Regions from separate parts of the Mus musculus genome. Here region 2 is linked to region 1. A link is a loop called in an ENCODE intact Hi-C map of the cell type or tissue named here. Cell type or tissue: left cerebral cortex. All regions are shown on one strand.

Evidence for each region. Hi-C counts contacts between places; a loop is a spot of excess contacts. Peaks named below come from ENCODE experiments on the same cell type or tissue, not always from the same donor. Only the 100,000 strongest peaks of a DNase experiment are listed, where the experiment ranks them.
Region 2: it touches region 1 in a loop (2.4-fold over the local background); 2 of 42 quality-filtered maps call a loop at or near these places.

The regions. Positions count from the first base shown.
Region 1 is chr5:39,212,248-39,220,247 of GRCm38, reverse strand. Gm40293 (a long non-coding RNA gene) reads left to right here. Exons shown (of 4, transcript XR_868387.1): 4 at 6,755-7,072. Among named protein-coding and RNA genes, the nearest start is that of Gm40293, 91 kb to the left of the region's middle. In left cerebral cortex, a CTCF peak has its summit at 4,971; DNase peaks (open chromatin) are centred at 5,094, 5,496, 6,052, 7,503 and 1 more place; H3K27ac peaks cover 812 bases.
Region 2 is chr5:39,056,985-39,064,984 of GRCm38, reverse strand. No RefSeq gene overlaps it. Among named protein-coding and RNA genes, the nearest start is that of Gm46937, 21 kb to the left of the region's middle. In left cerebral cortex, no CTCF peak of the experiment used is centred here; DNase peaks (open chromatin) are centred at 1,731 and 3,198; H3K27ac peaks cover 1,214 bases.

The DNA of each region.
Region 1 (8,000 bases):
AATTCTCATTTCTTTGTGTAAAGATTCAGGCTAACGAAAATGTATATGGACAACCCTTGCTACTATTGCAGGAGAAAAGATTACAATAATTAAAGTGTCATGGATCAAATTTGACAGGATCGGTGACAAGAGCTTCTGTTAGCTACAAATGAAGAACACGTGTAATTAGGAGTAAAATAAGATCGATAAAGGTTACACAAACCTCAGCTGCAGAAAAGACTCTGTTTTTTTTTTTTTTAAGCAATTTGAAAATGAGCCAGCATGTCAATAAGGCAAACATTTATTTTTAGTAGATCCTGGAATCAGCACACTTGAAAGTCAAAGAGTCCACAGTTTCAGATTAAAAGGACCCATGGATGCACATATCCACGGAGACAGCACGTGTCTTTGGTTGATTTCTGAACTCTGTACACAGCAGTGCCCAAAGGAGTCAAGTAGAAAAGAAAACATGACAGCAGCTATCAAAAGATTACTGCTAGTACTCCTTTGAGATTCGTCCTCTTTCATATTTTTACTCATGTGTGTATGTGTGTGTGTGTGTGTGTGTTGTGTAGTATGTACACATGTGTGTACACTTGCACATACCTGAGTACATTTAGAGTCCAGAGGAAGAGGAATCCTGTTCAGATCGACTGTATTTCCTTGAAACAGGGTCTCTCACGGAACAGGGATCCAGGCTGGCAGCCAGTAAACCTTAGATACCTCCTGTCTCTGCCCACCACCCTACACTATGGTACTGTCTTGTTCTACTGTGGGAGTTCTAAGGATGGGAACGAAGGGCCTCATGGTTGTATAGTAAGCTTGTTTACACTCAGAGCCATCTTCTATCCCTGTTTTCACCTGATATGCAAACCTCAACTCTGCTCTTCTCCACTTCTTTCCTCCTGATATTTTCCTACCTGGCTTTCCTCCCTAGCTCCCCAACAGGGAATCTTTAGAGGCCATTTGGGTGCCCATTGTGTCTAGACTTTAGAAAATCAGACAAAAACATGTGCCACCTCAATGGCTGGGTACAACCACAGTACCATTTTGTCTGCTACTTTGGGCTCTTTGACACTCAACTGTGATGATTCAAGAATCTGATGTTGGCCCTTCACGCCAGGCTCTTTGAAAGACAGGACAGCAAGTTCCTCACTCCATTGGGTTAATGTTATAATGCGAGAAGGAAGAGCTTACATAAATAATTGAATAGAATCATGTTTACATGTTTTCTTAATGAGAGTGGTAGCCAGTTGAAATGATAAACTGCATAAATTGGGGACACTTGATAGAAAAGGCATTTGGCACAGACCTTGACATCCTTATGTGAGCAGGGTGGATACCTCTGCTCAACAGAGCCTGGTCCTCATCTGTCACCCAGAATTGGGTGACTGATTCCACACAGTGTACTCAGCTCTCTTCTCCCCATGCCCTCACATTGTTCTATGAATGTCGGTTTCCAACTGTCCTTTAATATAAAGTCACAGCCACACTGAATTAAGGTCCATCTTAAACTTAAGTTGATAGTTTGCAAAGACCCAGTTTAGAAATAAAACCACATTCACAGACACCAGTGGTTAAGTTTTGAGAATCTTCCAGAAGGACAGTACTTATCCCATACTGATGGACAGTACTTACTATGAAGGGAAGGGAACACCATGCTCAGAGTCCAGGAGAAAAGGCAGGGTTTGTGAACGCACGGGACACTGGAGCATCACCTCATTCATTCAGGAGTGTGCGTGCCTTATACACAGACTTAAGAGCACAACGAAGAACACCAACTCAAACGCAGGGACTTAACTTCAAGACTACACATGCTTTAAGACTCAGCACACAGGACACGTTCCTCTAGCATTCTGAAAAGTAGGAGAGAAAATCTTTAGCATCGCTCTGTGTGCCACAGGGTGTCAAAGAGCATAAAGGCTCTTGCTTACCAGTGCAGAGTGAGTCACTTCTAAGATCTCTATGTGGACATACGTGAACTCCAAGACTATAGCATAAATGGATTGCTCTAGTTAGTTTTTCCTAGTGCTGTGACAAGTGCCATGACTAAAAGCAACTTGGGGAGAAAAGAGCTCATTCCACCTTACACTTCCAAGTCACAGTCCAGCAATGAGGGACTTCAGGAAGGAACTGGAACTGAATTTGCATAAGAAATCTCATTCTCTGGGTCCTCCACTAGTATTCTTACATAGCCCAAGATCCCTTGCCAGGGGATGGCTCTGGGCCCTCCTGTATTAATTAACCATTAAGATAATCACTTACAGGCATGTCCACAGGAGATAATCTGATGGAGGCAAGTTTTCAATTGAATTTCTCCCCTCCTAGGTTGTATTAAGTTGACAATATAAACAAGCTTAGACATGGATCATGCTAAGCACTGGGGAAAACAGAATATATTTTCGTAGTTTCTGTTATAGAATTCGGCAGTATAGCCTATAGAATTATAGTGATTCATGGTCAATAATGGTGGAAGTGCTTGAGGGAGGAACAAAAGGAAATGCAGAAAATTCCAGTCACAAAGCCCTACTGAGAATCAGCATGAGTAAAGCAAAGGACTTGACCTCTGTAGCTAAAGGGCTAGAATTCGAGCCCTGCTCTTTCCACCCACTTCCTGGATGACCCTGGGTGAGTCACTTTACCTGCCTGTAAGCCATGAGTCCCATATCTCATCAGCAACGATGCTAGAATAAAGTTCATGCTGGGAGACATGGGAACTGGTGCAATGACATGACAAAAGCAGACACCGGAGCTCAAAATCAAATGTCTCTTCTATCCCCTACACTTTCCTTGAGTGGCTAACTGTCATACCTTTGAACCTTCTCTTTAGCTACTATTACAATAATTCAATTTATAACAATAATTCAAACCCAAATGTCTCTGACTCTCTAAGTGATGTGATGGCAACCATCTCATTGCCATTTATTCCCTAGCATGAACAAGGTGACAGCACAGCTCTGACAAATTTCCTAATGTCTATGGAGTGCCAGGGTAGCCTCACACTGCAGTTTGGATGCTACTATTGACTTCAAGCCTCTTGCTTTCTCTCTCTTTCTCTCTCTCTCTCTCTCTCTCTCTCTCTCTCTCTCTCTCTCTCTCCCTCCCACCCATTATTTTTCCAGTCACATGGGCTTCTTTCTAGTTTCCTGGCCTTTATTCATATTTTCTCCAACCTGGATTCACATATTTAATGTTAAAGGCAAGAATCTACAGATGACAAAGAACATATGTCTTCCTAAGGCTGGGTTACTGTGCTCAAAATATTTTTCATTTTCATATATTTTCCTGAGAATCTCACAATTTCATTTTTACAGCTGAATAAAATTCCATTGTGAGTATATACTTTCATTATCCATTTCTCTGTTGATGGACAGCTAGGCTGATTCTGCTCCCTAGCTATTGTGGATAAAGCCCTGATAAATATGAATATGCAGATGAGTCCTCTAGGTGCCTCTGCTTGGGAACAGTATAGATAGGTCATATGGTAGTTCTATTTTTAGTGTTTTGAAAAACCTCCCTGCTAATTTCCATAGTGGGTCCACTAGCTGATACCCCCACCAACAGCGGATACATGTTTTTCTCTCCCTACATCTTTGCCAGCATTTGTTGTCATTTGTTTGCTTGTTGCTCTTCTGACTGGGATGAGTGGAACCTCAAAATAGTTCTAATTTGCATTTCTTGTTTCTGGGATGGTTTGAGATGTCTCACTTAGATTGTGCTTTGTGAAGATCACCACCCACCCCTACACAAAGCGTCAGCTACCGAGAGCGTATTCACTTCTTGCTAACATCCCGTATAAGACAGCAGTCTGTTCTTATTTGTGAGAGGTACATTCCAAGACTCCTGCATCATGGCAAGAGATTATATTAGTTAGTTTCTGTTGTTGTAATAAAACACCATGACCAAAAGTGACTTAAAGAACATAGACTTTATTTTGGTTTGCAGCTCCAGAAGAATTACATGTCACCATGTTGAGGAAGGCATAGCATGGTGGCAGGAAGCTGGCTGATTACATTTTTTCACATATGCATGAAGCTTAGAGAAAGAATAGGAAGTAGGGCAAGACTAAAAACCTCCAAGTCCATCCCCAGTGACATAATTCCTCTAGCAAATCTCTGCCTCCTACCAATTATATTGACTTCCCAAACACTGACTAGAGACTCAGTGTTCCAATGCATGAGTCTATTGGAGACAATTTACATTCAACCCAGCACAGAGATCACTAACTGACATTAAAGACAAACAATTATAAAATAAAATTGCAATTAAAATAATCTAACCCAAAATCTCTCTCTCCCTCTTCTTCTCCCTCATTCTTTCTCTCTCATTCTCTTTTTCTCTCCCTCCTTCCTCCCTTGTGTGTCTTTCTCTAGATATCTTACTATATTGCTCTGTAATTTCCAACTATTCTTGACCATAACTAACTAAAAATATACAAAGAGAAAATGCAAATAAGTAAAGCTTATTGTGTTCTTAAAAAACTCTTATGTGCTCTGAACATTGTGCAATATACCTATACTTATAGCACTCTGAAGGATATGTCGGAAGGATCCTGAGTTTTAGGCTACCCTGAGCTGCAAGACCTTGTCTCAAAACAACGTCTGCTCCCTATGTGCTGTTATAACTGTGATCCTCACTTGGTATGAAGAGTCAAATGTGCAGAGTGGCTTGCTGGGTTGATGGAATTGCACAGCTGGGGACTGTCCAAGGACCCATATCTAGTCCAGGGGCTGACCTGTTTCCTGTGATTTCTGTGGCCATATTCACCTCTTCCTCTGAGGTTTGCACCAGGAATGTGCTAAGAGGTAACACTGCCACGTCATAGTGGTGCCTTGGGGCTCAGAAGTTCATACTTCCTTATGCTTGGAAAAGTTTTCTGGGGGGGGGGGCGAAGTAGCCACAGATATACTGTAATATACAAGAGGATGGAGACTATTTGACAGCTCAGGGCCAGATGATGGCCTATAGCCCCACCTTCAGGTTACCTTTGTGTTCCAGACACTTCTCATCAGAAAGCACAGATTACATATTCAACCCACACAATCAAAAAAGAACCACAGAGCTGCTGTTTTAAATGCCCCATGCTTCATTTTGCAGCCATCCAAATCGAAATGGTGAGAAACAACTCGGATCTTTATAAAAGGCAGCCACTGTTCCTGGCTTTAGCTGAAGCCAAGAAGGAATGCCACAAAATTGGCCTGAGTCACCAGACTGCACTGCTGGCAAAGAAAGGGTGAAAGCCTTAATCTGGCTTTATCACTTGAAAGTCTGAACTCTTTTCTTCATGCCTGGTGCCATTGCTGTATGATCTTAGGTCTCTCTGCTCTTTCCTGTATCTCTATCCTTTATCACAACATTGTCTCTCCTCTGAATGTTCAAAAGCCTGAAGAACTAGTTTTAGGCATCCATGTCTCCTCAAAGAAGCCATGTTGAGCTTGCCAAAATAATAGTGTGTGGTGTTACTATCCCACACAGTGACTAAATCAAGGTAAGTTACGATCTTCTGAGTCAATCCAGCACTGCATGGTTCCCTGTAACTCCTGTCACCATCCTGCTCACTCCTTCCTATGACGAGCCTTGCTCACTGCCTCCTCCTTGCCTACTCTCACCCGAAGATACACTCATCTTTAGTCTCATCTCCATCCAAAGGTCACTTTCTCCAAGATGCTCTCTGCCCACAAAGCTAAAGGTTTTTCTCCACTCTTACTTCCCACCTTCCTGTGTTTTTGTCATCCTATATATTCCTGTATGAAATCCATATCTATATCATATCCATATTATTCCTGAACATAATTAAATATATGAACTGCATTTTGTTTTAGATATATTCTGCAAGTTTGATGAAAGGGAGGACTTTGTGTTCTATTCATATATTTTTTACTACAGGGAAGAGTGAAAGCCCAGAATAAAGACTGTGGTTTCAACATTCCCTAAACATTTTCCATGTGTGTTTTATCTCAAGTTAGAAATTGAATAAATCTGCTGATTCTGGTCTTGGCAGATGGGTATAGAAGGAAGCCACCAAACTTATCCTTTTCAGTTCTGAGCAATCTGCTGGTCTATACCATATGAGTCTTAGTTTCACCTCTCCTTTTGGATTGTCCATCATAGCTCTAATGAGGAAGGAACCCCACTTTGACACTGCCATGCTTCATGAGAGGATGCTGACCTTAGCTCCCTATGAGGAGATCTAACCTTCAGTTCATCTTTTATCCCAAGCACAGAGAATTAGAGATGAAGAATGAAAGGCTGGGTGATGTCACCACAGAGCACGTGAGACTTGGAGTTTTTGATGCACCCAGCGATGCACAGAGGCTTTGGAGGAAGAAGATACCCACAGGCTCCTTGCATGTCTCCAAAGCCAGCTTCCCCGGTGCCTACCCACGGAGGCTAAGCTCTCAGCTACTCTCAAGAAGAGTGTCCTGCAACTCTTCTATGACCTGCAGAAGTCTTTAGGAAGTGCTTCCTCTCCCATCTATATATAATAAAATAAAATAAAATAAAATAAGCCATTCCTAACAGCACAGTAGTGATGTGCCATTCAGCCCAGTCTCCACCAGCCACAGGCTATTTCTTAGCACTTGAATGTAGTTAGTTTTAATCTATCTGTGCTATTAGGTATAAAATAAACATATATTTTGAATACCTAATAAGAAATAAATATGTAAATATTCCATTGTTAAACTGATTCCAAACAGGAAGATCATATATATTGAATGTTTAAGGAACATGAAACAGATTATTAAATTACCTCTACCTTTGTATTAATTTCTAGGTTCCGCTACTGGGATGTTTAAAGTTGCATAAATAGCTGGAATTTGTAGCTCATACTGCTCTTCCACCTGTTGGCACTGTGACAGGACTATCATTCTCCTTCACTGACCTCGAGAAGAGTACAGTGCTACATCACGAATGAATGTTCCACCTTCCCTCCCTGACCCTGTCTGTCCCCCATAGAATCCATGCATGCTCTGTAAAAGGTGCCACTCCAGGCATAGCACTTGAAGACTGTCAGCTGTACCATGGAAACACTTCCCTTTGTGGAAATCTCACATGATCTCCATAGTCATGTTACATACTGAGTTCTTTAAGAAACCACCAAGCAGTTCCTCCAACTTAATCATCAAATACTCTGGTTTTCTATGTAAATAATAAGTTGCTTGTAAATCACAGATTCTAAAATCTCAAAAGCCTTTTTATGGATATTAATATTCTTATTATTCTTATTATGCTCATTTGTTATTTAATTGATGCTATCATGAAATATCAGGAGGAGTAGACATAAAGTCTATCAAGGAGAACGGGAATAAAATTCAAATACATTAATGATCTGGGAAATCCTAATATTTCATGCAGCCTTGCCTGAAAAGAAAACATTAGCTGTTAATTAGCAGCTCTAAGCCCCCACAAAGGAGAACTGTCTTTCCACACTGGAAACACAGTTGTTCTCTACACTAATGTCTGTGTGGCCTTTTCTACAAAGGAGCTCATTGAGGACAGTAATTTATTCATCCCACATGTCCCTTGGGTCAGGCTGATGTAGCCCTTGGTGTCTGCTTCTAGCCAGTGTTTGAGTGGGGCTGTCATGCAGGAGTATGGTGTGGCAAGCCTTCCCTTGTCTCCCTTCTTAGAGATCCAGTGAGCTAAAATACCTAGTAGAGTTGGTGCCTGTGCAAGTTCATTTGAGGAGGACAGATATTCTTGTGTTTGGGTTCCTGGGATTTTTCAGGGAATCACATAAGATTCTAGGGAACACAAAGAAGAACCAGGAAGACAGAACAAGAAAATGCCAACTTAAACCCTCAAGACTCTGCTTTACAGCAATAGTTCTTTATCTTCTCTTCAACAATTGCAAGCTAGGGTAGAGTTCGTCCTCAGCATACCCACAGGCATGGCTTCCATCCCCACCACAGTATATATATATATATATATATATATATATATATATATATATATATATATATATATATCAAGTCTCTGATTCTTCATATGTATGACAGGAACAATAAACTTTGGAATAT
Region 2 (8,000 bases), 160 kb after region 1:
CCTTCTCAAACATGGGAGGATTTGCTCTTCATTGTCTGGGGGTTTTATGGTTTTTACAAGTATCTGTAGATAACCTATTTCTTTTTTTTATTAGGTATTTTCCTCATTTACATTTCCAATGCTATCCCAAAAGTCCCCCATACCCCCCCCCCACTCCCCTACCCACCCACTCCTACTTTTTGGCCCTGGCATTCCCCTGTACTGGGGCCTATAAAGTTTGCAAGTCCAATGGGCCTCTCTTTCCAGTGATGGCCGACTAGGCCATCTTTTTGATACATATGCAGCTAGAGTCAAGAGCTCAGGGGTATTGGTTAGTTCATAATGTTGTTCCACCTACAGGGTTGCAGATCCCTTTAGCTCCTTGGATACTTTCTCTAGCTCCTCCATTGGGGGCCCTGTGATCCATCCAATAGCTGATTGTGAGCATCCACTTCTGTGTTTTCTAGGCTCCGGCATAGTCTCACAAGAGAGACAGCTATATCAGGGTCCTTTCAGCAAAATCTTGCTAGTGTATGCAATGGTGTCAGCGTTTGGAGGCTGATTATGGGATGGATCCCTGGATATGGCAGTCTCTAGATGATCCATCCTTTTGTCTCAGCTCCAAACTTTGTCTCTGTAACTCCTTCCATGGGTGTTTTGTTCCCAATTCTAAGAAGGGGCAAACTGTCCACACTTTGGTCTTCGTTCTTGAGTTTCATGTGTTTTGTAAATTGTAACTTATATCTTGGGTATTCTAAGTTTCTGGGCTAATATCCACTTATCAGTGAGAACAAATCATTTGAGTTCTTTTGTGATTGGGTTACCTCACTCAGGATAATGCCCTCCAGGTCCAACCATTTGCCTAGGAATTTCATAAATTCATTCTTTTTAATAGCTGAGTAGTACTCCATTGTGTAAATGTACCACATTTTTTTGTATCCATTCCTCTGTCGAGGGGCATCTTGGTTCTTTCCAGCTTCTGGCTATTATAAATAAGGCTGCTATGAACATAGTGGAGCATGTTTCTTAACGAACTTGAAAAACCTCTGCCCAGCGTGCTTGCTCCTTGTTCTTCTATAGGCTCCTTCTCCCACATGCACATTGTCCCCATTTGATAAGAGAATGGTTTGTTTGTTTTTTTTTCACGATTTTTTCCCTTCACAGTCCAGGAACAATAAGAGAAAAACATGGTATGACCCCATCTATCAGGCACTACCTTCATTCCTTCATCCCTCCTAAACAGGTACCACGTTAGTTTAACAAAAACCATAGTTATAGGCAAGACTCTTTAATAGCAGTGATAGAACAGAAGGAGCCTGGGGTCAAAATGCAGCATCCATGAAGAAAATTGTCCTTCTTATAGAAGATATCAAGGCAACACAGAATAGAGAGCCAGATGGTCTGATCCAGTGGATGCCTCCATTGGAAAGAACAAAGCTTTAATGAACTGTCCTTCACTGAGAGTCAGCGCCAGCCTGCAACAGGTCAAGGTGGCAGAGCAAACAAAAGAAAAATTTTAAATTGCAGCATTGGCTATTTTTATTATGCTGTTTGTATACTGTAGCTATTTCCACTGTTGAAATCCAAGACTACATACACCCTTTTATGTGTGAGAAGAAGACTACAACACAGAGAGATTAAAATAAAACTTCACCATCCACTAAAATAACCACATGTAGGAAGAGAATACACCAACGAGAAACCAGGAATAGCCTTGCCTGGGTGCTTGCCACTCCGGGATTCTTCAAGATATGTTTTACTCTGAAAGAACACCCGAGACACCATGCCTCCCACACTATCTCCCCCAGATAAACACATTTGGGTTCATAGCAGGACCCTAAACTTACCAGACACTCATTCTCCAAAGGCTGATACAAAATTCATGAAGAATAATCCAAATGTAAGTTTTGAATCCAGAGGGGAAAAAATAATCAGTAACACAAGGTCTACAGCAGGAAAAGATCTAAACACATCTTGCAAACCAGGCCAAGCAAAAAAGTGCAGCAAGAGTTCCTCCCTGTGGAGCTGCAAACAGTGTCTACCCTCTCCTCATTACAGTCTCTTATTGAAGAAAGTCAAGGCAAGAACTGAAGCAAAAATCATAGAGGAGTGTTGACTCAGCTACCTTTCTTATATAACCGAAGGCCACTTGCTGGAGGATAGCACTGCCCAGGATGGACTAAGCCCTCCTATATCAATACCAACCAAGAAAATGCTAATGAAGACAGTGACTGCTTTGCTCAGAGGACAGTTATGTACAACAGAAGGAGAAGGTAGGTGACCCTCTAAATTGGGGACATGACTACAAAGATGCTTCTGGGAAGCTGAGGACATGAGAGGGGCAGCATTGAGTGAGCGAGTAAGTGAGTGAGTGTTACATTTCTAAGTATGTGGCAAAAGGGTGTTCTTTGCTGTGGATTACATGGGTTGAATATTCATTCTTCATACAGGACGCATGCACCTTCACAAAGAACAAAACTGGAGGAAGCAATTCTAACAGAAAGCAAGAGGCGAGGCACAAAGAGAGCATATAAGAAAGAGGGTAGTAGTACAAAAACTAAAACAGAATCAGAATAGAAGCGGACATGCATGGCTTTGATGAGTGGAGCCACTGAAGAACATGGGAGGGGGTGTCTCCCAGGTGATTCTGGGTGCACATGGAAAGAGGATGAAACTCAGTCCCCACCCACAGGGATGCAGAAAGTCTGGAGCCCGTCTTCTAGAAAATAACACTAGACAATGTTCCCATAGCCTTGAAACATGCAGAAGGTCTTTATACAAGTGTGAACTGTGTGAACTAAGGAAGGGAGACAAACAAGTAAGACTACATTGAAAACCAGGGACTTCTGTGTATCAACTGGTGCCTGTTGGAGAATATCAATGCGAGTCAACGAGGAGAAAATACTTACATATAGAAACAACCTACGACTCATGTTCAGAATGTGTTTTTGCAAATGCACAGTTATTTTATATTATAAACACATTAGATTAAGGAATAAAATTGCGTATTTAAATTCTGATAGTAAGAAAGGATGGTTATAAACACAATTTTAAGTTTAGTAAGAGTTTCATGTAGACACTTCACACATGAAGACAAGCCCTCAGAATTTTACCAGTATATTTCTTTTGCCAAACACCCTATTTCATAGTTCAGAAGTTCTACTTACTACAAGGCACTAGCATGTGAGCACTGTTCAGCCAGCTTCTCTGACATTTTGCACTGGACTCTGCCTGTCTACAGAGTGTAAGCTGGTTAGGAATATTTCCTGGCCCTAAGTCAGCTGGTCATGTTCTTCCACTAACAGAGCTGTAGCCTCAACTGTGGGAAAGAAGCTGGCTAACTGGCAGAAATAGGATCATGTCTTTTGAGGAGGTAGGCCACTGGCCTCTTCCAAGGTCCCAATGCCTAGGTTCTCCCAATTACAGGATAGTAGGGGCAGGCTGGCATGGAGCAGGAATTTAACAGATTTGCTCCCTACCTTAAATGTACCCTGGGTTCCTGGGATACAGAGGAATGGAGCACCCTCCTCACTAATCCTTATCCAAGGAAGGACAGGGAATCTTTCCCTTTTCCAAATCAAGAGTTTATTTTTCCAATGTCTGTTTGTTTACAATAAGCACTTGGTCCTTCTCTAGCCTTTCTGGTGATTCTGACTTCTCTCTCTGGAATCTCATTTATCAATCTCCCTGAGCATTGCCATGATTGCTTGGGTCAATCTTTTTGTTCTGCTTTTCTTCCAACTGAAAATCTTTATTGAGCAGTCCTTAATAACTGGGACCTATTCATACCCTCAAACCCTTTTTAACTTCTATAGTTTCTTTCTAATATCTGGGGGCAAATGGCAAAACAAATGCAATATTGGTTGATCACTGGCTTTCTAGCACATCTGGCTCTATGGCAATGAATGCCTGGTGAGCCTCACAGAAGTGTCTAGGAAGGCAGCAGGAGATTCTCAGTAATTTGGAATTACCTCACTCACCTTGAACAGATTGATGGTTTTCTAACAGCTGCCTTCAATCCTCCTAAAAAGATGTAGCAAACTTGCTCAAAGCCTCCTTAACCTCAGTTGGTGCTGGGGACCAAGTCAGGTCAGACAGAAGCAAATCCACTCTATCTGGGCTGCACTGTCCAACAGTGATGCCCTGCACAGCTCAAGGGTAGCTTTCCTACTTGAAAGCCAGATTCTGCCCTATTCCTCTATCAGGAAGACGGGAGCCAGGAGCTGTTGGCACTCAGGTGATGTACATATCTGTGGTGTGAATTAGTCACTTATCACAGTAACGAAACACCAAGGCTACTAGGAGGAAGAAGGTTTAGCTCAAGATTTTGAGGTTCAAGGGCTTGGCCCTGACACTGGCTATAGCAATTGATGGCAGAATACCATGGTCAGGGTTGCTAAGGATCCAGGGAGTGAGGGATTACATGTTGAACCAGGAGCACAGGAGAACTGGGCAGAGACAAATCAACCTTAGCCCTGTCCTAAGCACTGCAATTCTAGGGCATTCCCTCAATAACCACAGGACCTCCCACAAGGCTCTTCTTCCTTGTAAACCTACAGCCCTTCCAAGGACACCACTCTGAATAGCCCTTCAAACACCACACATTTACCCTTGGAAAACGCATGGGACATTTTAAACCATAACACAGCAGAGTAGTACTTATCTTTTAAAAGGAAAGAAATTCTTTCATGTGGAGGGCCATTTCATCACCCCACATGAAATCAGCCAGTCAGCAAACAAGCCAACCAAACTCAAATATTGTAATACTCTACCTGCACAAGTTATCAAATGCAATTAAATTCACAGAAATACAAAATATAGTGACAGGTAGGAGTTGTGGGATAGAGAATGAAATAGGGAGTTATTTACTGAGTACAGAATTTCAATTATGTAACATTTCTAGAGGTTGGGTATATAACAACGTGAACAAGCTTAATATGCAAATGTATAAACATGACTTATATTCAAATGTACACTTGAGCTGGTTAGAATAGAACATTAATTTTTAGGCATGTTTTGTCACAGATAATTAAAAAAAAATTGAAGTGTATGTGACTGATGTCATTTACCTGCTGAGTGAGTTAAGAGAACTCTGACACTTAAAATCACAGCTCTGTCAGCACAAGTCTCATGTGCCATATAACTGCCCACTGTCACTGCCAGCTCTCTTTAATCTCACCTCTTCTTGCCCAATACAAGTTTCTGTGATTATCTAGACCTGGGCTATCCCATGTAGTTGCTAGTCACTTTTCATGTGGTTCCTGAGCACTCAGAACATTGGCGACGTGACTGAAGACCTATTGTTTTGATTTATGCAATTATAAATTGCTTGGATGATTTTGTTCTAGCTAGACACATGTATCTAGCATCTGCCACGTTGATGCTGCCAAGGTCTTGTCCCAATCTTCCTCCATTGCTCCACAAACTTTTCATTCTTTCTTTCTTTTTTATTAGATATTTTCTCTACTTACATTTCAAATCTTATCCCCATTCCTGATTCCCCTCTGAAAACTCCCCTATCCCATCCCCCCACCCCCTGCTCACCAACCCATCCACTCCTGCTTCCCTGTCCTGGCATTCCCCTACACTGGGGCATCGAGCCTTCACGGGACCAACTCCTCTCATTGATGTCCCACAAGGTCATCCTCTGCTACATATGTAGCTGGAGCCACACATGGGTCACTCCATGTGTGTTCTTTGGTTGGTGGTTTAGTCCCTGGGAACTCTTGGGGTACTGGTTGGTTCATGTTGTTGTTCCTCCTATGGGGCTGCAAACTCCTTCAGCTCCTTGGGTCCTTTCTCTGGCTCTTCCATTGAGGTCCCAGTGCTCAGTCCAATGGATGGCTGTGAGCATCCACTTCTGTGTCTGTCAGGCACTGGTAAAGCCTCTCAGTAGACAGCTATATCAAGCTCCTGTCAGCAAGCACTTGTTGGCATCCACAATAGTGTCTGAGTTTGACAACTGTATATGGTATGGATCCCCAGGTGGGGCAGTCTCTGGATGGCCTTTTCTTAAGTTTCGGCTCCAAACTTTGTCTCTGTGTTTCCTCCCATGGGTATTTTGATCCCCCTTCTAAGAAGGACCAAAGTATCCACACTTTGTTCTTCCTTTGTCTTGAGCTTCATGTGGTCTCTGAATTGTATCTTGGGTATTCCAAACTTCTGGGCTAATATCCACTTATCAGTGAGTGCATACCATGTGTGTTCTTCTGGGATTGGGTTACCTCACTCAGGATGATATTTTCTAGTCCCATCCATTTGCCTAAGAATTTCATGAATTCATTGTTTTTAATAGCTAAGTAGTACTCCATTGTGTAAATGTACCACATTTTCTGTATCCATTTCTCTGTTGAGGAACATCTTGGTTCTTTCCAGCTTCTGGCTATTATAAATAAGGCTGCTATGAACATAGTGGAGCATGTGCCCTTATTACATGTTGGAGCATCTTCTGGGTATATGACAAGAGTGGTATGTATACCTGGGTCCTCTGGTAGCAATATGTCCAATTTCTGAGGAACCATCAAATTAATTTCCAGAATGGTTGTACCAGCTTTCCATCCCACTAGCAATGGAGGAGTGTTCCTCTTTCTCCACATCCTCACCAGCATTTGCTGTCACTCAAGTTTTTGGGTTTTTTTGTTTGTTTGTTTGTTTGTTTCTGTTTTGTTTTGTTTGATGTTGTTTTTTGTTTTTTTGTTTTTTGAGAAAGGGTTTCTCTGTATAGCTCTGGCTGTCCTGGAACTCACTCTATAGACCAGACTGGCCTCGAATTGAACTCAGAAATCTGCCTGCCTCTGCCTCCCGAGTGCTGGGATTAAAGGCGTGTGCCACCACGCCCTGTGTCACCTGAGTTTTTGATCTTAGCCATTCTGACTGGTGTGAGGTGGATTCTCAGGGTTGTTTTGATTTGCATTTCCCTGATGACTAAGGATGTTGAACATTTCTTTAGGTGCTTCTCAGTCATTCTATTCTCAACAATAAAAGAACTTCTGGCAGAATCACTATCCCTGACCTCAAGCTGTATTACAGAGAAATTGTGATTAAAAAAAATAATAAAATAAAATAAAACTGCATGGTACTGGTACAGTGACAAATAGGTGGATCAATGGAATAGAACTGAAGACACAGAAATGAATCCACACACCTATGGTCACTTGATCTTTTACAAGGGAGCTAAAACCATCCAGTGGAAAAAAGATAGTATTTTCAACAAATGGTGCTGGTTCAACTGGTGGTTAGCATGTAGAAGAATGCAAATCAATCCATTCTTATCTCCTTGTACAAAGCTCAAGTCTAAGTGGAACAAGGACCTCCACATAAAACCAGATACACTGAAACTAATAGAAAAGAAAGTGGGGAAGAGCCTCGAGCACATGGGCACAGGGGAAATTTTCCTGAACAGAACACCAATAGCTTATGCTCTAAGATCAAGAATTGACAAATGGGACCTCATAAAATTACAAAGCTTCTTCTATAAGGCAAAGGACACAGTCAATAGACTTGCAAGCAAAACCCTGCCTCTTGCTCTCCTCTTCACCTGTTCTCACTTTGCCCTTCCTGTTTGATTACGCTTATCTCAATCATCAGAGCCAGTCCCAGAACAGTATGCTTTCTCTGCTGTCCCCACGGGAAGAACTCCTATGTGCTCTCCTTTTCATCTCTCTATTCTAACGCGAAATATTTGTTATTGTGGAGCAGCTGATAAGTGCTGTTTCCAGCTCCCAACTATTGTCAAATAACAACAAGCTATGGGGGATCACTGGGAAAACTCCAGCCTAGACAGTTCAAGTAATTTGGGGAGAGCTACAGCCACTCTAGTCTAATCAGCTGCTGCTGGGGTGCCATCTCCTTACCTGGGGAAGCCATACATTCATAGAGATACCTGGCTTGATTGTAAAATAAGTGTCATAGAGGAAGAAGCAAAGAAAACTAAAGAGAAAGCCAAGTATTGGGATCAGTTAGCTCTGAGATTATCTCCACTGATGCAGCACACAATCTATCATCTTAAACAAGCCCCAACT